Linked DNA regions of Homo sapiens: region 1 is linked to region 2. Evidence: chromatin loops called from intact Hi-C (ENCODE). Cell type or tissue: left ventricle myocardium inferior. All regions are shown on one strand. Links, peaks and the distances in the headings refer to the core of each region. The heading gives the core; the rest is flanking DNA.

Region 1 (9,300 bases), core at 868-8,867, 110 kb after region 2:
ACCCCGGCCTCCCAAAGTGCTGGGATTACAGGTGAAAGTAAATGAGCCTGGCCTAGACATTCTTTAAAAAACAAAACAAAACAAAAAAAAAAACCTGTTGGCCAGGTGTGATGGCTCAGGCTGTAATCCTAGCACTTTGTGAGGCCAAGGCAAGAGGGTCACTTGAGGCCAGGAGTTCAAGACAAGCCTGGGCAACATAGGGAGACCCCCATCTCTAAGAAAAATTAAAAAAAGGTTGGCAGGGCGCGGTGGCTCACGCCTTTAATCCCAGCACTTTGGGAGGCCAAGGAGGGTGGATCCACGAAGTCAGGAGTTCGAGATAAGCCTGACCAACAGAGTGAAACCCCGTCTCTATTAAAAATACAAAAATTAGTCTGGCATGGTGGTGCACGCCTGTAGTCTCAGCTACTCGGGAGGCTGAGGCAGGAGAATCTCTTGAACCTGGGAGGTGGAGGTTGCAGTGAGCTGAGATCGTGCCACTGCACTCCAGCCTAGGTGACAGAGCGAGACTCCATCTCAAAATAAATGAATGAATGAATGAATGAATGGTTAACTGGGTGTGGTGGTGCACACCTGTAGTCCCTGCTACTTGGGAGGCTGAGGCAGGAGGATCACTTGAGCCCAGGAGTTTAAGGCTATAGTGAACTGTGATCATGCCACTGTACTTTAGCCTGGGAAAGAAAGACCCTGTTTCTATTAAAAAAAAAAAAAAGTCAGTAATGACAGAGTCTAATAACAAAAAGGCTGCGTGTGGTGGCTCACGCCTGTAATCCCAACACTTTGGGGGGCCGAGGCAGGCGGATCACCTGAGGTCAGGAGTTCAAGACCAGCCTGGCCAATATAGTGAAACCCCGTCTCTACCTAAAAATACAAAAATTAGCCAGGCGTGGTGTTGTGTGCCTGTAGTCCCAGCTACTTGAGAGGCTGAGGTTTACTTGTGAGGAAAGGATTACTTCAGCCCAGGAGGCAGAGATTGCAGTGAACTGAGATCGCGCCACTGTACTCTAGACTGAGTGACAGAGTGAGAGTCTCTCTCAGAGGAAAAAAAAAAAAAAAAAAAAAGCATCAGGACCGGGGGGGTCCTGCATTTGATACCCAGCCTTGCTTCTTTGCTGTGGGTAAGTGACTTTGTCTCTCTGAACCTCAGTTTCCTGAACTGTAAAATAGGGCTATTAAAGGTAGGAGAATTCACTTAAGAGGTAGACAGAGTCGCTGTACATAAGCAGGAGGTTTCTTTTTTAGAGTGATTGAAATATTTTAAAATTAGATTGTAGTCATGGTTGTTTGTACAGAAGTCATTGAATTATGTGCTTAAAAGGGATGAATCTTATGGTATTCTAAATCGTATCTCAAGAAAGCAAGGCTGGGGCATGGTGGCTCACATCTGTAATCCCAGTACTTTGGGATGCCAAGGCGGGGTCATTTGAGGCCAGGAGTTCAAGGCTAGCTTGGGCAACATTGCAAGACCTCATTTCTCCAAAAAAAAAAAAAAAAATTAAAAACAAGCTGGGCTTCGGCATGGCGTGGTGGCTTATGCCTGTAATCCCAGCACTTTGGGAGGCCAGAACAGATGGATCACCGGAAGTCAGGAGTTCAAGACCAGCCTGGCCAGGCCAGACATGGTGGCTCACGCCTGTAATCCCAGCACTTTGGGAGGCCAAGGCGGGCGGATCACGAGGTCAGGAGATCAAGACCATCCTGGCTAACACGGTGAAACCCCGTCTCTACTAAAAATACAAAAAATTAGCCAGGCGTGGTGGTGGGCGCCTGTAGTCCCAGCTACTCAGGAGGCTAAGGCAGGAGGATGGAGTGAACCCGGGAGGCGGAGCTTGCAGTGAGCCCAGATCGAACCACTGCACTCCTGCCTGGGCGACAGAGTGAGACTCTGTCTCAAAAAAAAAAAAAAAAAAAAAAAGGCCGGGCACGGTGGCTCATGCCTGTAATCTCAGCACTTTGGGAGGCCGAGGCAGGTGGATCATCTGAGGTTGGGAGTTCGAGACCAGCCTGACCAACATGGAGAAACCCTGTCTTTACTAAAAATACAAAATTAGCCTTGTGTGGTGTCGCATGCCTGTAATCCCAGCTACTCAGGTGGCTGAGGCAAGAGAATAGCTTGATCCTGGGGGTCGGAGGTTGTGGTGAGCTAAGATCCTGCCATTGCACTTCAGCCTGGGCAATAAGAGCGAAACTCCGGTCTCAAACAAACAAACAAAAAACACCAAAGAAAAAAAAAAAACCAGCTGGGCTTCCTGCTGGCTCACACCTGTAGTCCCTGCTACTCAGGAGGCTAAGGGTGGGAGGAGGATTTCTTGAGCCTGGGAGTTTGAGGCTGCAGTCAGCTACGATTGTACCACTGCACTCCAGCCTGGGTGACAAAGTGAGACCCTGAGACCCTGTCTCTAAAAATAAAACAGAAAGCTGTTAAGCTGTTAAAAACAAAAACAAAAAAATATATATATATATAGTCAAGAAAACTCTGACCTCCAGCTCTTCTCTCTTACCACCTCCTATAGACTCTTGCAGAACTTGAGGTACCCTCAAACCTCAGCCCCTAGAGGAAACCCAGCTCAGCTGCCTGGTGCAGCGGGGAGGAAGTCTGTCCTGCTCTCACCTCTTCTTGACCCTGACCTGCAGTCCTTTACCAAATCCTGGTCACTGAAGTATTCAAATACTTGTCTGTCCTTCCCTTCTTGAATACGGTCACTGCCCACAACATGGGCCGCGTGGACAAGGACCATAGCCAACTGCTCATTGGCTTCCAGTAAATCCAGCCTTCAGCTATCTAATCCCTGGCCTGCTCAGAAACCCTCCATGACTCCCTATCACCCCAAGAAGGAAAGTCCCAGCTCCTCCACCTGGCATTCAAGGCTCTGCCAACCTCACCCTTCCTCCCATCAATCAATTTTTTTTTTTTTTTTAGGGGCAGTGTCTCTCTCTGTCACCTGGGCTGGAATGCAGTGGTGCAATCATAGCTGACTGTAACCTCAAATTCCTGGGCTTGACCAGGCTCAGTGGCTCACACCTATAATCCCAGCACTTTGGGAAACTGAGGCAGGAGGATCTCTTGCGGTCAGGCGTTCAAGACCAGCCTGGCTAACATGGTAAACCCTATCTCTACTAAAAATACAAAAAAATTAGCTGGGCATGATGGTGGGCACCTTAATCCCAGCAACTCGGGAGGCTCAGGCAGCAGAATCGGTTGAACCCAGGAGGTGGAGGAGGCTGCAGTGAGCCAAGATGGCACCACTGCACTCCAGCCTGGGCCACAGAGTGAGACTCCATCTCAAAAAAACAAAAACAAAAACAAAAAAATTCCTGGGTTCAAGTGATCCTCCCACTTGAGCCTCCAGAGTAGTTGAGAATACAAGCATATGCCACTGTACCCTAATTTTTTTATTTTTTCTTAGAGACAGGGTCTCGCTATGTTGCCCAGGCTGGTCTCGAACTCCTGGGCTCAAACAATCCTCTTGCTTTGGCCTCCCAAAGCACTGGGATTACAGGTGTGAGCCACTGCACCTGGCCTACACCAACCTACCTCCTCCTCCTCCTGCCTCCATCAAGATTTCTCCCTGCTCCCAACTTTTGCCCAGGCTGTTCCTCCTGCCCAGAATGCCTGTCCTTATGAACTCCTACACATCCTTCAAAGCCCAGCTAGTGGTCGCCTCCTCTAGGAATTACACCTCTAACCTTTTTGGAGAAGATTGAGCCATCCAGGGAGGCTTCTTTATGTTTACACCAGGGGTGGGGCAAGACCAAGCTAGAGTCTCTCTCAGGTACCACCCTCCCACATAACTTTTACTCCTTTGCTACCTGTGCCAGCCATCTGCTCCATTTCACAGAGGTAAAAACTAAGGCAAAGTGGGGCACCCACAGTCATAGAGGGAGAAATGTGGCAGAGCCAGGTCTCAAACCTGGAGTTCTATGCTCTCAGCTATCAGGCAGAGCCGCGCGTGGTGGCTCAAGCCTGTAATCCCAGCACTTCGGGAGGCTGAGGCGGGTGGATCACCAGAGGTCTAGAGTTCGAGACCAGCCTGGCCAACTTGGCGAAACCCTGTCTCTACTAAAAATACAAAAATTAGCCAGGCGTGGTGCCAGGTGCCTGTAATCCCAGCTACTGGAGAGGATGAGGCAGGAGAACTGCTTGAACCCGGGAGATGGAGGTTGCAGTGATCCAGCCTGGGCGACAGAGCAAGACTGTGTGTCAAAAAAAAGAAAAAAAAAAAAAAAAAAAAAAAGACCTATCAGGCAGAGATGCAGAAAAGACCTTCAAAGAGGTTTCCCTGGGGTTTCCAGAAGCTGCTGGGAATGTTCGGGGACTTCCCTCACCTGGGAAGGTCAGCATCTGCTCACCCACCCTCCAAATCAGAAGCAAAGCTGATCATTTGATCATTTACCCAGAGGCTTCCTTGCCCTGACACAATGATAGGAGAACATCCTTTGTCACTCACCGTGTCATTTTCCCCATCAGAGGAGGTCTCACCTGATTGCAAAGTAAATGCAGAAGTCATGTCCCAAGCTATTAAAGGCCTTGCTGGGACTGGAACCCAAGGCTAATCCCAAAGCTACTTGGCCAGTTTTTATTTTTTAGAGACAGGGTCTTTCTCTGTCACCCAGGCTGGAGTGCAGTGGTGTCATCACGGCTCACTACAGCCTGGACCTCCCAGGCTCAGGTGATCCTCCCACCTCAGCCTCCTGAGTAGCTGGGACTACTAGTATGCCAGCACGCTTGGTTAGGTTTTTTATTTTTTGTAGATATGGGGTCTTGCTATGTTGCCCAGGCTGGTGTCCAACTCCTGGCCTCCAAGCGATCCTTCTACTTCGGCCTTCTAAATCACTGGGATTATAGGCATGAGCCACGTGCCTAGCCTGCCCAGTGCTCTTCTGTTTTTTCTTCTTTGATTTTGTTTTGTTTTCATTTGAATTCCTTATTTTGGCCTTGATAACTCTTTCCCACCATTCGAAGTCCCCAAAGTAGGAAGGACGCAAAGAGAAATTCTCGGCTGGGGGCAGTGGCTCACGCCTGTAATCCCAGCACTTTGGGAGGCCGAGGCGGGCAGATCACAAGGTCAGGAGATCAAGACCAGCCTGGCCAACATGATGAAATCCCGTCTCTACTAAAAATACAAAAATTAGCCGGGCGTGGTGCTGGGCGCCTGTAATTCCAGCTACTTGGGAGGCTGAGGCAGGAGAATTGCTTGAACCCGGGAGGGAGAGGTTGCAGTGAGCTGAGATTACACCATTGCACTCCAGGCTGGGGACACAGCAAAACTCCATCTCAAAAAGACAACAACAAAAAAAGAATTCTCAGCCAGGCAAAGTGGCTCACGTTGTAATCCCAGCACTTTGGGAGGCCGAGGCGGGCGGATCACCTGAGGTCAGAGTTCAAGACCAGCCTGACCAACATGGAGAAACCCTGTCTCTACTAAAAATACAAAATTTGCCAGGCGTAGTGGCCCATGCCTGTAATCCCAGCTAGTCGGGAGGCTGAGGCCGGAGAATCACTTAAACTCAGGAGGTGAAGGTTGCGGTGAGCTGAGATCGTGCCATTGCACTCCAGCCTGGGCAACAAGAGTGAAACTCTGTCTCAAAAAAAGGAAAAAACAAAAAGAATTCTCCACACCCAAGCCCTCTCCCACAGCCTCCCAGCCTCTCTTCTCATAGCCAGCTAATATTGTCATTTCTCCCACTTCCTTTTAGGGCTATTTTATACATAAATACAGCCTCCCCGAAACTGCCCTTCCCTAATGTGAGGGTGGCATACCACTCATATTCAACATACCTTCTTTTATTTCTTTTTTTTTTTTTTTTGAGATGGAGTTTTGCTCTTGTTGCCCAAGCTGGAGTGCAGTGGCGCAATCTCAGCTCACCGCAACCTCTGCCTCCCAGTTTCAAGAGATTCTCCTGCCTCAGCCTCCCGAGTAGCTGGGATTACAGGTATGTGCCACTATGCCTGGCTAGTTTTTTTTGTATTTTTAATAGAGACGGGGTTTCTCCATGGTGGTCAGGCTGGTCTCGAACTCCTGACCTCAAGTGATCCGCCTCCCTCAGCCTCCCAAAGTGCTGGGATTACAGGCGTGAGCCACCGTGCCCAGCCCATGACATTTTGAGAACTGATGCCCAATTTCCCGCCACAGGGTTGGGCTTATTTATGCTCCCAACAGCACTGTCCTAGGACCTCCTACGTTCCAATAGCCTTGGCAGCACAGCTGTTATCAATTCTTTTTTTTTTTTTTTTTTTTGAGATGGAGTCTTGCTCTGTCGCCCAGGCTGGAGTGCAGTGGCACGATCTTGGCTCACTGCAAGCTCTGCCTCCCGGGTTCATGCCATTCTCCTGCCTCAGCCTCCTGAGTAGCTGGGACCACAGGCGCCTGCCACCATGCCCGGCTAATTTTTTGTAGTTTTAGTAGAGACGGGGTTTCACCATGTTAGCCAGGATGGTCTCGATCTCCTGACCTTGTGATCCGCCCGCCTCGGCCTCCCAAAGTGCTGGGATTACAGGCGTGAGCCACTGCGCCCGGCCATCAATTCTTTTGTTTGTTACCAATATGTGAAAAATGCCATCCCAGGGCTAGTTTTAACTCATATCTTTTTTTTTTTTTTTAAATAAAAATGGGGTTTTGCTATGTTGCCTAGGATGGATTCGAACTCCTAGGATTCGAACCCCTGGGTTAAAGCAATCCTCCCATCACAGCCTCAGGAGCAGCTGGGATTACAGGTGCACACCACGATGCCCAGCTAAATTATTTACTTTTTTTTTCCGGTAGAAACAGGGTCTTGGATGGGCACAGTGGCTTACACCTGTAATCCCAGCACTTTGGGAGGCCGAGGCGGGCGGACCACTAGGTCAGGAGATTGAGACCATCCTGGCTAACACAGTGAAACCCCGTCTCTACTAAAAATACAAAAAAATGAGCCGGGCATGGTGGCAGGCGCCTGTAGTCCCAGCTACTCGGGAGGCTGAGGCAGGAGAATGGCGTGAACCCGGGAGGCGGAGCTTGCAGTGAGCCGAGATCACACCACTGCACTCCAGCCTGGGCGACAGAGTGAGACTCCGTCTCAAAAAAAAAAAAAAAAAAAAGAAAGAAACAGGGTCTCACTCTGTTGCCCAGGCTGGTCTCAAACTCCTGGGCTCAAACCATCCTTCTGCCTCAGCCTCTGGAGTAGTTGGGATTATAGGTACAAGCCACCACACTTGGCTTAATTTGCATCTTTTATTAAAGTGTCTGAAGCAGGACCGTGTCATATGTTCAAAGAGTGAGGCATAGAGAGATGGCATTTTTTTTTTCTTGAGATGGAATCTTGCTCTGTTATCCAGACTGGAGTGCACTGGCACGATCGCGGCTCACTGCAATCTCTGCCTCTCAGGTTCAAGCGTTCTCCTGCCTCAGCCTTCCAAGTAGCTGGGATTACAGGCGCTTGACACCATGCCCGGCTGATTTTTGTATTTTCAGCAGAGACAGGGTTTCGCCATGTTGGCGAAACTTAAACTCCTGATCTCAGGTGATCCGCCAGCCTCAGCCTCTCAAAGTGCTGGGATTACAGGCATGAGCCACCGCACCCAGCCTGTAAATACTTTAATTGTACCCAAAGAAATTCACAAAGGGACTTTCCAAGGATGTCCCCACCTGCCCTGCAAGGAGCCCCTCCTTGACCCTACGAGCAAGTGGCAAAGATTCCCCCAGGCCTCTGCAGGTGCCCCTGCACGTCTCTCCCACCGGGTCTGCCTAGTCCAGCCCTCCGGGCTCAGTTACTCACAGTACACGGTGAGGAAGGTTTTAGCTGTTGACTGCCCATCAGGGCAGTTTGAATAGCACATTGGTTGGCTATCTTCTTGCACATTGCTCAGTTCATACACCTTCCGGTTGTTCCCAGGCAGGAGCAACTCCTTTTTAGGCAACGGGGTCTCTATGCCCAACAACTTGGGCTGGTCACAGGAGGTGCTGCATGTCACCAGCACGGAGCCTCCCCGGGGCAGGATGACTTTTGAGGGGGACACAGATGTCTGGGCATTGCCAGGTCCTAGAAGAAACGAGGGAAGAGGCGACAGGCATTACAAATCAGGTTCATCAAGGGAATGTGCGCCCAGCCTGTGCTGGGTGCTGGAGGCACAGCCTTAACAAGACAATACTTTGCCTTCGATGTGGAAGTTAAAGAGAAAATTCATGAGCAGGCCGGGTGTGGTGGCTCACGCCTGTAATCCCAGCACTTTGGGAGGCCAAGGCGGGCAGATCACTTGAGGTCAGGAATTTGAGATCAGCCTGGCCAACATGACAAAGCCCCGTCTCCACTAAAAATACAAAAATTAGCTGGGCATGGTGGGACGTGCCTGTAGTCCTAGCTATTTGGGAGGCTGAGGCACAAGAATCACTTGAACCTGGGAGGTGGAGGTTACAGTGAGCCAAGATTGTGCCACTGCACTCCAGCCTGAGCAACAGAACGAGACTCTGTCTCCAAAAAAAAAAAAAAAAAAATTATGAGCAAACAAGATAATTAATAACTGATGTTAATATGAGCTTTGACAAAAACAAAACAGGGTGATAGAATAGACAGTGCTTTGGTGACAGGGTAATGTTTCAGCAGAGATCTAAATGACGAGAAAGGGCTGGCTGTCCGGAGAAAAGGGAAATAAGTTCCAGGCAAGTACAGATGTCCCGGGGCAGGGTGGCTGGAGCTGAGTGAGCAAGGATGAAGAGGGGGAGATTAATTCAGGAAGATCCCGTGAGCACTGAAGGCCATGCTAAAGATGTGTTCTTTTATTTTTTTTTTTTTTGAGATGGAGTCTCGCTTTGTCACTCAGACTGGAGTGCAGTGGCGCAATCTCAGCTCACTGCAACCTTTGCCTCCCGGGTTCAAGTGATTCTCCTGCCTCAGCCTCCAGAGTATCTGGGATTACAGGCAAGCACCACCACGCCCAGCTAATTTTTGTATTTTTAATAGAGACGGGGTTTCGCCACGTCGGCCAGCCTGCTCTCAAACTCCTGGCCTCAAGTGATCCGCCCGCCTCAGCCTCCCAAAGTGCTGGGATTACAGGCGTGAACCACCACGCCCAGCCACATGTGTTCTTTATACTGAGGGCAATAGGGAGCCATGGAAGGACTTTAGCCATCACTTTTTTTTTTTTAAACGGGTCTCCCTCTGTTACCCAGGCTGGAATACAGTGGCACAATCATAGCTCACTGTAACCTTGAACTCCTGGGCTCAAGTGATCCTCCCATCTCAGCCTCCCAAGTAGCTGGGACTACAGGACACCACCATACCCGGCTAATATTTGAAAAACATTTTTTTTTTTTTGAGACGGAG
Region 2 (9,300 bases), core at 56-8,055:
CCCCGTCGAGGTCTACGAGTCCCTCCCTGAGGTGGGGCTCCCCGGCCCAGGCGGGCAGCAGGAAGACCCTGAGCGGGACCCCCCAGGGCCACAGGGACCCAGCCCCTGACCCCAGCCCCTCTGTACCCCCAGGAACTCCAGAAGTGCTTCGATGTGAAGGACGTGCAGATGCTGCAGGACGCCATCAGCAAGATGGACCCCACCGTGAGTAACCCCCGCGCCCCATGCCTTCCCGGCGGGCCGTGTGTCTCCCCCAGCCCTGTGTCCCAAGTCTCTGAAGCCGGCTGGTGAAAGTGCCCCTCCAAGGCTTCTCCAAGGAGTAAGGGGGGTCGTGTCACCTTGGCACACACCCACATATATTGAGCACCTACTGTATCCCAGTATCCAGCAGATAAATGCTGAGCTTTGAGCGCATGTCCTTCGTGACTGTCACTGTTACTGTGACTGAGTCCAGCCTCAGTTTCCTTATCCAAACCACATTTTCTCTCAATATCAGCTCACAAAATGCGTGGGAAAGGGAGGTGAGCACATGGCAGGGGCTGGTAAACGCTGGCTGTTAATTGGATTTTGTCTACTTGTTTTTGAGAGACAGGGTCTTCCTCTCTCACCCAGGCTGCAGTCTCGACCTCCCAGGCTCAAGTGATCCTCCCACCTCAGCCTCCCCAAGTAGCTGGGGTTACAGGCTGACACCATGACATCTAGCTAATTTTTTTTTAAATTATGTTTTTATAAAGACAAGGTCTCACTGGCTATATTTTTGGAAGTGGTAATAGACGTTGAATCTAAGTAGGACACTGTTTGATCCTATTCCTACCACTTGGCTCACTGGTTGATCACACTGGTTTTCTCGTCTGTAAAATGGGTCTAGCTGCAGGACTGGCCCTGAGTTTCTAGAAGCTTCTATGGGCATAGCCATCTAGACCAGGTTCTGCAAACCGCAGCTCCCAGACTCACTGCCTGTCTTTATAATAAAGTTTTATTAGAACAAAGAAGCCACACTCAATTGTTTCCCTATCATCTACAACCGATCTTGCTCTACCACAGCAGAGTTGAGTCGTGATGGAGACCATATGGCTCACGGAACCAGAAATATTTAGTCTGTCCCTTTACCAAAAAAAAATTTGCTGGCTTTTGTTCTAGATTGCACTATCTAAATTTAAATTAAAGTTAAATAAAATTTAAATTTCCAGCTGGGTACGGTGGCTCACGCCTGTAATCTCAGTGCTTTGGGAGGCCAAGGCAGGCAGATCACCTAAGGGCAGGAGTTCAAGACCAGCCTGGCCAACATGGCAAAACCCCATCTCTACTAAAAGTAAAATTAGCCAGGCATGGTGACAGGCGTCGGTAACCCCAGCTACTTGGGAGGCTGAGGCAGGAGAATCACTTGAACCTGGGAGGTGGAGGTTGCAGTGAACCGAGATTGCACCACTGCACTCCAGCCTGGGTGACAGAGTGAGACTCCGTCTCAAATAGGTAAAATATCAATAGGCAGGAAGCCAGCTTGGGGATGTGCAAGGGACAACGGGGACAACGGGGACCACCGGCTGGCGGCCCCACCTCATCTGCCTGCCTTCTCCTCACAGGACGCAAAGTACCACATGCAGCGCTGCATTGACTCTGGCCTCTGGGTCCCCAACTCTAAGGCCAGCGAGGCCAAGGAGGGAGAGGAGGCAGGTCCTGGGGACCCATTACTGGAAGCTGTTCCCAAGACGGGCGATGAGAAGGATGTCAGTGTGTGACCTGCCCCAGCTACCACCGCCACCTGCTTCCAGGCCCCTATGTGCCCCTTTTCAGAAAACAGATAGATGCCATCTCGCCCGCTCCTGACTTCCTCTACTTGCGCTGCTCGGCCCAGCCTGGGGGGCCCGCCCAGCCCTCCCTGGCCTCTCCACTGTCTCCACTCTCCAGCGCCCATTCAAGTCTCTGCTTTGAGTCAAGGGGCTTCACTGCCTGCAGCCCCCCATCAGCATTATGCCAAAGGCCCGGGGGTCCGGGGAAGGGCAGAGGTCACCAGGCTGGTCTACCAGGTAGTTGGGGAGGGTCCCCAGCCAAGGGGCCGGCTCTCGTCACTGGGCTCTGTTTTCACTGTTCGTCTGCTGTCTGTGTCTTCTATTTGGCAAACAGCAATGATCTTCCAATAAAAGATTTCAGATGCTCTCTGGGCTGCTGGGAGGGCCGTTCAGGCAGCCCATCTCTTGTAGGTGGGAGGGAAACTTGGTGGGATATTGGGGGCTGAGCTGTGCTTCTCTGGTCCTTTGCCCACCAGCCATCGTGGGTCCTCGCCTCACACATGCTGTTCCACAACTTGGAACAGTCTTCTTCCAGAGGCCTCAAAAGCCCCCAACCTTCAGTCTCACCCACCCACTCCCTTGTCCCTACTTGGACCTCCAGAATGCAGGGTGGCCCAAGCTGATCACCACCAGAGGGCAGTAGTGATCTGCAAACCAAGTCACATTCCCTAGGGTTTTGTGGATCTGGCGCACCTGCCCGCACCCCACACCTTTCCAGCTTCCTACAACCTTTTGGAGCAGCATCCTGGATGGACTATATCTCCCCACCCTATGGCCAGCGCTGCCCCCAAACAGATTTTTTTTTTTTTTTTTTTTTGAGAGTCCAGCTATCACCCAGGCTGGAGTGCGGTGGTGGAATCTCGGATCACTACAACCTCCACCTCCCAGGTTCAAGTGATTCTCCTGCCTCAGCCTCCTGCTGGGATTATAGGCACCCGCCACCACACTCGGCTAATTTTTTGTGTTTTTAGTAGACATGGGGTTTCACCATATTGGCCACACTAGTCTTGAACTCCTGACCTCAGGTGATCCTCCCACTTTGGCCTCCCAAAGTGCTGGGATTACAGGTGTGAGCCGCTGCACTTGGCCCCACCCCCCCAAACATTCTTGATTCTGACCACTGCCTTTTGTCCCTATGGCCTTCAGGTCCCCATCGCCTCTGGCTCTAATTCCTGCCCCAGCCTCCTCCTCATTCCCCACTACAAGTCAGCCCCTGAACAGGCAGCAGCCAGAGGGTACCTGTGAACACCCAGGTCAGGGCATGTCCCACCTCTGCTCAAAAGCCTCGCAGGACTCCCCTCCCTGGGAGCAGAAGCCGAAGTCCTCCCTGCAACTGACCAGGCCCCCAGCACCATCTGCCTGTTGCCTCGCTGCCCTGTTGTCCCCAACTCCATGCTGGCCCTTGAGCACTTGAAATTTCTCTTCGTGTGGCTTTGGGTGATGCGCTGAGCCTCAGTGTCCCTGCTCTTAGGGCTAACGTCGTCGCGCTAGTGCCCTCCTCAGGCCGTAGTGAGGGGGACAAGTGAGGTAATGGTTCAGACAACTGGCACCTGGCACTCAGATTCTCTGAACGGGGACCTTGGCACTTGCTGGCCGTCTTCAAAAGTCACAAAATATTTCTGCCACAGGAAAAGTCTTAAAGAAGAGTGCACGGCCAGGCGTGGCTCACACCTGTAATCCCAACACTTTGGGAGACTGAGGCAGGAGGATCACTTGAGCCCAGGAGTTCAAGACCAGCCTGGCTAACATGGTGAAACCCAGTCTGCACTAAAAACACAAAAATTAGCCAGGTATGGTGGCACGTGCCTGTAGTCCCAGCTACTCAGGAAGCTGAGGCAGGAGAACTGCTTGAACCTGAGAGGTGGAGGTTGCAGTGAGCCAGGATCACGCCACTGCGCTCCAACCTGGGTGACAAAGACTTATCTCAAAAACAACAACAACAACAAAAAAAAAAAACAGTGCTGGGCGCAGTGGGGCGCACCTGTAGTTACAGATACTTGGGAGGCTAAGGCAGGAGGATTGCTTGAGCCCGGGAGGTCAAGGCTGCAGTGAGCTAAGATCAAAGTACAATAAATACCCAGGTTCACATCAGTTTAAGACATGAAATACCTCCGATCCAGTAGACTTATGCCTACCTCTCCTGGGGGACATCATCTCTGAGGGGACTGCTTGTCACTCAGACCACAGATCAATGCCACTTCTCTGAGGCCCTCCTTGACCTACTTTAATTCCCCTCATGCTCAGCCACCAAACCTGCCTCACATGCCTTTCTTCACACAGACCTGTGTATTGTCACCTCCCATGTACTGTGGGTGCCACCAGAGCACGGACTTTTTCTTGCAACATACACAGTGCCAGAAAGGGGACCTTCAGGAAACATTTGCAAAAGCATTGGATAAAAACCCCTGGAATGCTGTTGTGCCCAAGCCGATCACCACCAGGGGGCAGGAGTGAGCTGCAAATCTAGTAACTTTCCTTAGTGTTTTGTATGAGTGAGAACGACAGGTAGGAGCTGCAGGGGGACTCCTGGAACCCTGATTGAGCCTCAGACACCTTCCAAGATCTTTTTATTTATTTATTTTTCAGAGACAGGGTTCTCTCCATGTTGTTCAGGCTGGATTTGAACAGAGCTGAAGCAGTCTGCTCGCCTCAGCTTCCCAAAGTGTTGGGACTACAGGCCAGTGTGCCCTGCCGAGTAAAAATTTTAATTTTTGAGCGGGGCGCGGTGGCTTACGCCTGTAATCCCAGCACTTTGGGAGGCCGAGGAGGGCGGGTCACAAGGTCAGGAGTCCGCGACCAGCCTGACCAACATGGTGGAACCCCGTCTGTACAAAAAATACAAAACTTAGCCAGGCGTGGTGGCACGTGCCTGTAATCCCAGCTACTCGGGAAGCTGAGGCAGGAGAATCGCTTGAACCCGGGAGGCAGAGGTTGCAGTGAGCCAAGATCGCGCCACTGCACTCCAGCCTGGACAACAGAGTGAGACTCCGTCTCAAAAATAATAATAATAATAATAATTTTTGTTCATCATACACATTTTGGTGTTAATTTCAGTTTTTCAAAATACTGCATTCCTTGTTATTGAAGATTTTGTTTGTATTTTGTGAGACTGAGTCTCACTCTGTCGCCCAGGCTGGAGTGCAGTCGCATGATCTCGGGCTCACTGCAACCTCTGCCTCCCAGTTTCAAGGGATTCTCCCTCCTCAGCCTCCCAAGTAGCTGGGATTACAGGCGCACTCCACCACACCTGGCTTTTTTTTTTTTTTTTTTTTGAGACAGAGTCTCACTCTGTCGCCCAGGCTGGAGTGCAGTGGCATGATCTCGGCTCACTGCAAGCTCCACCTCCGGGGTTCACGCCATTCTCCTGCCTCAGCCTCCCGAGTAGCTGGGACTACAGGCGCCCGCCACCACACCCGGCTAATTTTTTGTATTTTTAGTAGACACGGGGTTTCACCGTGGTCTCGATCTCCTGATCTCGTGATCTGCCCTCCTCGGCCTCCCAAAGTGCTGGGATTACAGGTGTGAGCCACTGTGCCCGGCCCTTTTTTTTTTTTTTTTTTTTTTTTTTTGTGAGATGGAGTCTTGCTCTGTCGCCCAGGCTGGAGTGCAGTGGCCTGATCTCAGCTCACTGCAAGCTCTGCCTCCCGAGCTCACGCCATTCTCCTGCCTCAGCCTCCTGAGTAGCTGGGACTACAGGCGTCTGGCACCACGCCCGGCTAATTTTTATGTATTTTTAGTAGAGACGGGGTTTCGCTGTGTTAGCCAGGATGGGTTTGATTTCCTGACCTCATGATCCACCTGCCTCAGCCTCCCAAAGTACTGGGATTACAGGCGTGAGCTACCGCACCCGGCCTAATTTTTGTATTTTTTGTAGACACAGGGTTTCACTATGTTGGCCAGGTTGGTCTCAAACTCCTGACCTCAAGAGGACTGCCCGCCTTGGCCTTCCGAAGTGCTGGGATTACACACATGAGCCACCATGTGTGGCCCCCCCCTTTTTTTTTTTTAAGAGATGGGATCTGGCTCTGTCACCCAGGCTGGAGTGCAGTGGCACAATCATAGCTCACTGCAGCCTCTAACCTCTGGGCTCAAGTGATTCTCCTGCCTCAACCTCCTGAGTAGCTCAAATTACAGCCAAGAGACACACACTGCATCTGGCTATCCACCACCAGTCCTTTTATTTATTTTTTTTTTGAGACCGAGTCTTGCTCTGTTGCCCAAGCTTAAATGCAGTGGCACGATCTCGGCTCACTGCAACCTCCATCTCCCAGGTTCAAGCGATTCTCCTGCCTCAGCCTCCTGTACAGGCATGCACCACCACACCTGGCTAATGAAGTGTATTAACTCATTTGATGTCCCTGACATGCCTCTGGGTTTGGGACTAAATAGTCACATCTTGCAGAGGAGGAAACTGAGGCACAGTGGGGTTAAGGGGCCGCCCAGGATCACACAGTGATGGAGCTGGGGCTTGAACTCAGCCCGTCTGGTGCCAGCCTTCATGTGTGTAAGTTACTCCTCTGTATCCTCTCAGGCCAGCACCGAGTGTCCCATTTGGGGCTGCTCCTGAGAATTTTCTAGAGAACACAGGTTCACACACGTGCCCAAAGGAGCGTAGAATTTTTGTGGAAAGATTCCCAGGAGGCTGAGTGCGGTAGCCTCATGCCTGTAATCCCAGCACTTTGGGAGGCCAAGGCGGGTGGATCACCTGAGGTCAGGAGTTCGAGACCAGCCTGGCCAAGATGGTGAAACCCCGTGTCTACAAAAAATACAAAAATTAGCTGGGCGTGGTGGCAGGCGCCTCTAATCCCAGCTACTCGGGAGGCTGAGGCAGGAGAATCCCTTGAACCCAGGAGGCAGAGGTTGCAGTGAGCCAAGATCGTGCCATTGTACTCCAGCCTGGGCGACAAGAGGAAAAACTCTGTCTCAAAAAAAAAAGATTTCCCAGGAAATCCATCTCATGGTTGTTTTGAGGAGGAGACTGGCTGTTCCCTGAACTTTCTCACTCATGAAAACACAAAGGTATTTTACTTTTAATCCATCAACTCTTGGCTTTTCCCAGGTCCCAGGGGGCTCTGAGGAGGCCCCTCCCTGCAGCCCTTGCAGAGCCAGGGGAAGCCCCCAGCTTTTGTTCCTTCTGAGAAACCCGCCGTAGTGGCGTGGCCAACTGTCCTGGCCTGCCCAGGACTGTCCCAATTTTAGCATGGAAAGCCCCCCATTGGGGAACCCCCTCAGTCCTGGGAAACCCCCTCCTGTTAGTCACATGTGGGGTCTGGGGCCTCCCTTATGGACCAGGTCTGAGTTTGGGCAGGAGGCGCCAGGCCTTGGCAAAACAGCCTCCTTAGCCTCTTTTCTTCAATTGTCAAGTGGGGGTGCTGATACCACTTGCAAAGAAACTGAGAAGAGGCCAGGTGCAGTGGCTGGTGCCTGGAATCCCAGCACTGTGGGAGGCCGAGGCGGGCGGATCACGAGGTCAGGAGATCGAGACCATCCTGGCTAACCCTGGTGAAACCCCGTCTCTACTAAAAATACAAAAAATTAGCCGGGTGTGGTGGCGGGCACCTGTAGTCCCAGCTACTCGGGAGGCTGAAGCAGGAGAATGGCATGAACCTGGGAGGTGGAGCTTGCAATGAGCCGAGATCACGCCGCTGCACTCCAGCCTGGGCAACAGAGTGAGACTCCATCTCAAAAAAAAAAAAAAAAGAAAGAAACTGAGAAGACCCAGAGATGGCTAAATACCCACGCTCGGCCCCAGTGTGCAGGCTGGGAAAATGTCAGCTTTATTTATTTATTTATTTATTTATTTATTTATTTATTTATTTGATAGGGTCTTGCTCGGTTGCCCAGGCTGGAGTGCAGTGGTGCGATCACAGCTCACTGCAACCTCAACCTGTGGACTCAAGCGATCCTCCCACCCCAGCCTCCCTAGTAGCTGGGACTACAGGCGTGTATCACCATGCCCAGCTAATTTTTAAATTTTTTTTGTAGACACGAGGTTTCACTATGTTGCCCAGGCTGGTCTGGGACTCCTGGGTTCAAGCGATCCTCCTGCCTCTGTCTCTCAAAGTGCTGGGATTACAGGTGCCAGCCACCGCACCAGCTCATTGTTAGAATTGATATCGTTACTGGGAGTATGACTAGCATTGTTATTATTAATCGCCTCATGTGGCATTTCCTTCTAGTTCCTTTGGGAGCGGGGAATACCGGGTCCCAGGCCCACTCGGCCCACTGTGTTCTAGCATCTAATCACGGAGCATTGCCCCAATGGCTGTTGAAAAATCTGGCACTCTCTAGGCCGGGCACGGTGTCTCACACCAGTATTACCCAGCACTTTGGGAGGCCGAGGTGGGTGGATCACCTGAGGTCGGCAGTTCAAGACCAGCCTGACCAACATGGAGAAACCCCATCTCTACTAAAAATACAAAAAAGTAGCCGGGCGTGGTGGCGCATGCCTGTAATCCCAGCTACTTGGGAGGCTGAGGCAGGAGAATCGCTTTAACCCAGGAGGCAGAGGTTGTGGTGAGCCGAGATTGTGCCATTGCACTCCAGCCTGGGCAACAAGAGCGAAACTCCCTCTCTCAATAAAAGAAAAAAGGAAAAAGAAAAATCTGGCACTCTTGGCTTCTAGGTACTGTACTCTAAGCGGCGACAGAGAGGAAGCTCACAGCCAGCCCTCCCGCAGCAGGCAGGACAACAGCCAGGGATTCCTGGCTCCCAGGCCATTCATTCCCCTCCAGCTGTGGCTTCTTAAGCCACCTACTGGGCTGGATGCACAATCTCAGGCACTGAGGGCTTAGCAGACAACCAGACGGACCTCTTTCTGGTGCGGTCCTAGAACCGCAGACAGGCAATAGAACTTGTGCTCAAAGAAACTTCCCAGGGGCTGGGCACGGTGGCTCATGCCTGTAATCCCAGCAGTTTGGGAGGTCAAGGCCAGAGGTCCACTTGAGCCCAGCAGTTTGAGCCCAGTAGTTTGAGACCAGCCTGGGCAACATAGTGAAAACCCATTTCTAAAAAAATTACACACACACAAAAGTTAGCCAGCCGGCCAGGCGAGGTGGCTCACACCGGTATTCCCAGCACTTTGGGAGGCCAAGGCGGGAGGATCACGAGGTCAGGAGATCAAGGCCATCCTGGCCCACATGGTGAAACCTCGTCCCTACTAAAAAATACTAAAAAATTAGCCGGGTGTGGTGGCATGCGCCTGTAATCCCAGCAGTTTGGGAGGTCAAGGCGGGAGGACCACTTGAGCCCAGTAGTTTGAGACCAGCCTGGGCAACATGGTGAAAACCCATTTCTTTTCCTTTTTTTTTTTTTGAGATAGAGTCTCACTCTGTCGCCCAGGCTAGAGTGCAGTGGCGCGATCTCAGCTCACTGCAAACTCCGCCTCCCAGGTTCAAGTGATTCACCTGCCTCAGCTTCCCAAGTAGCTGGGATTATAGGCACCCACCAACACACCCGGCTAATTTTTGTATTTTTAGTAGAGACGGGGTTGGTGGAAGCCCATTTCTAT

Evidence for each region. Hi-C counts contacts between places; a loop is a spot of excess contacts. Peaks named below come from ENCODE experiments on the same cell type or tissue, not always from the same donor. Only the 100,000 strongest peaks of a DNase experiment are listed, where the experiment ranks them.
Region 1: a loop joins it to region 2, with 5 times the contacts of the local background. A loop is called at or near these places in 107 of 110 quality-filtered maps.

The regions. Positions count from the first base shown.
Region 1 is chr19:10,273,484-10,282,783 of GRCh38, reverse strand. ICAM1 (intercellular adhesion molecule 1) reads right to left here. Exons shown (of 7, transcript NM_000201.3): 2 at 7,756-8,019. The region is part of intron 1 of LIMASI (lncRNA inflammatory and mucous response associated, antisense to ICAM1); the gene reads left to right. Among named protein-coding and RNA genes, the nearest start is that of LIMASI, 5.3 kb to the left of the region's middle. In left ventricle myocardium inferior, for the core only: no CTCF peak of the experiment used is centred there; no DNase peak of the experiment used is centred there.
Region 2 is chr19:10,383,990-10,393,289 of GRCh38, reverse strand. CDC37 (cell division cycle 37, HSP90 cochaperone) reads left to right here. Exons shown (of 8, transcript NM_007065.4): 6 at 1-31; 7 at 133-204; 8 at 1,584-2,157. The coding sequence ends at 1,739. Among named protein-coding and RNA genes, the nearest start is that of TYK2, 8.1 kb to the right of the region's middle. RefSeq lists enhancers at 4,396-4,455, 4,035-4,535, 6,698-6,757, 6,838-7,227. In left ventricle myocardium inferior, for the core only: CTCF peaks have their summits at 2,203, 2,402 (motif pointing right), 4,021 and 4,226 (motif pointing right); DNase peaks (open chromatin) are centred at 2,419 and 4,239; H3K27ac peaks cover 2,489 bases.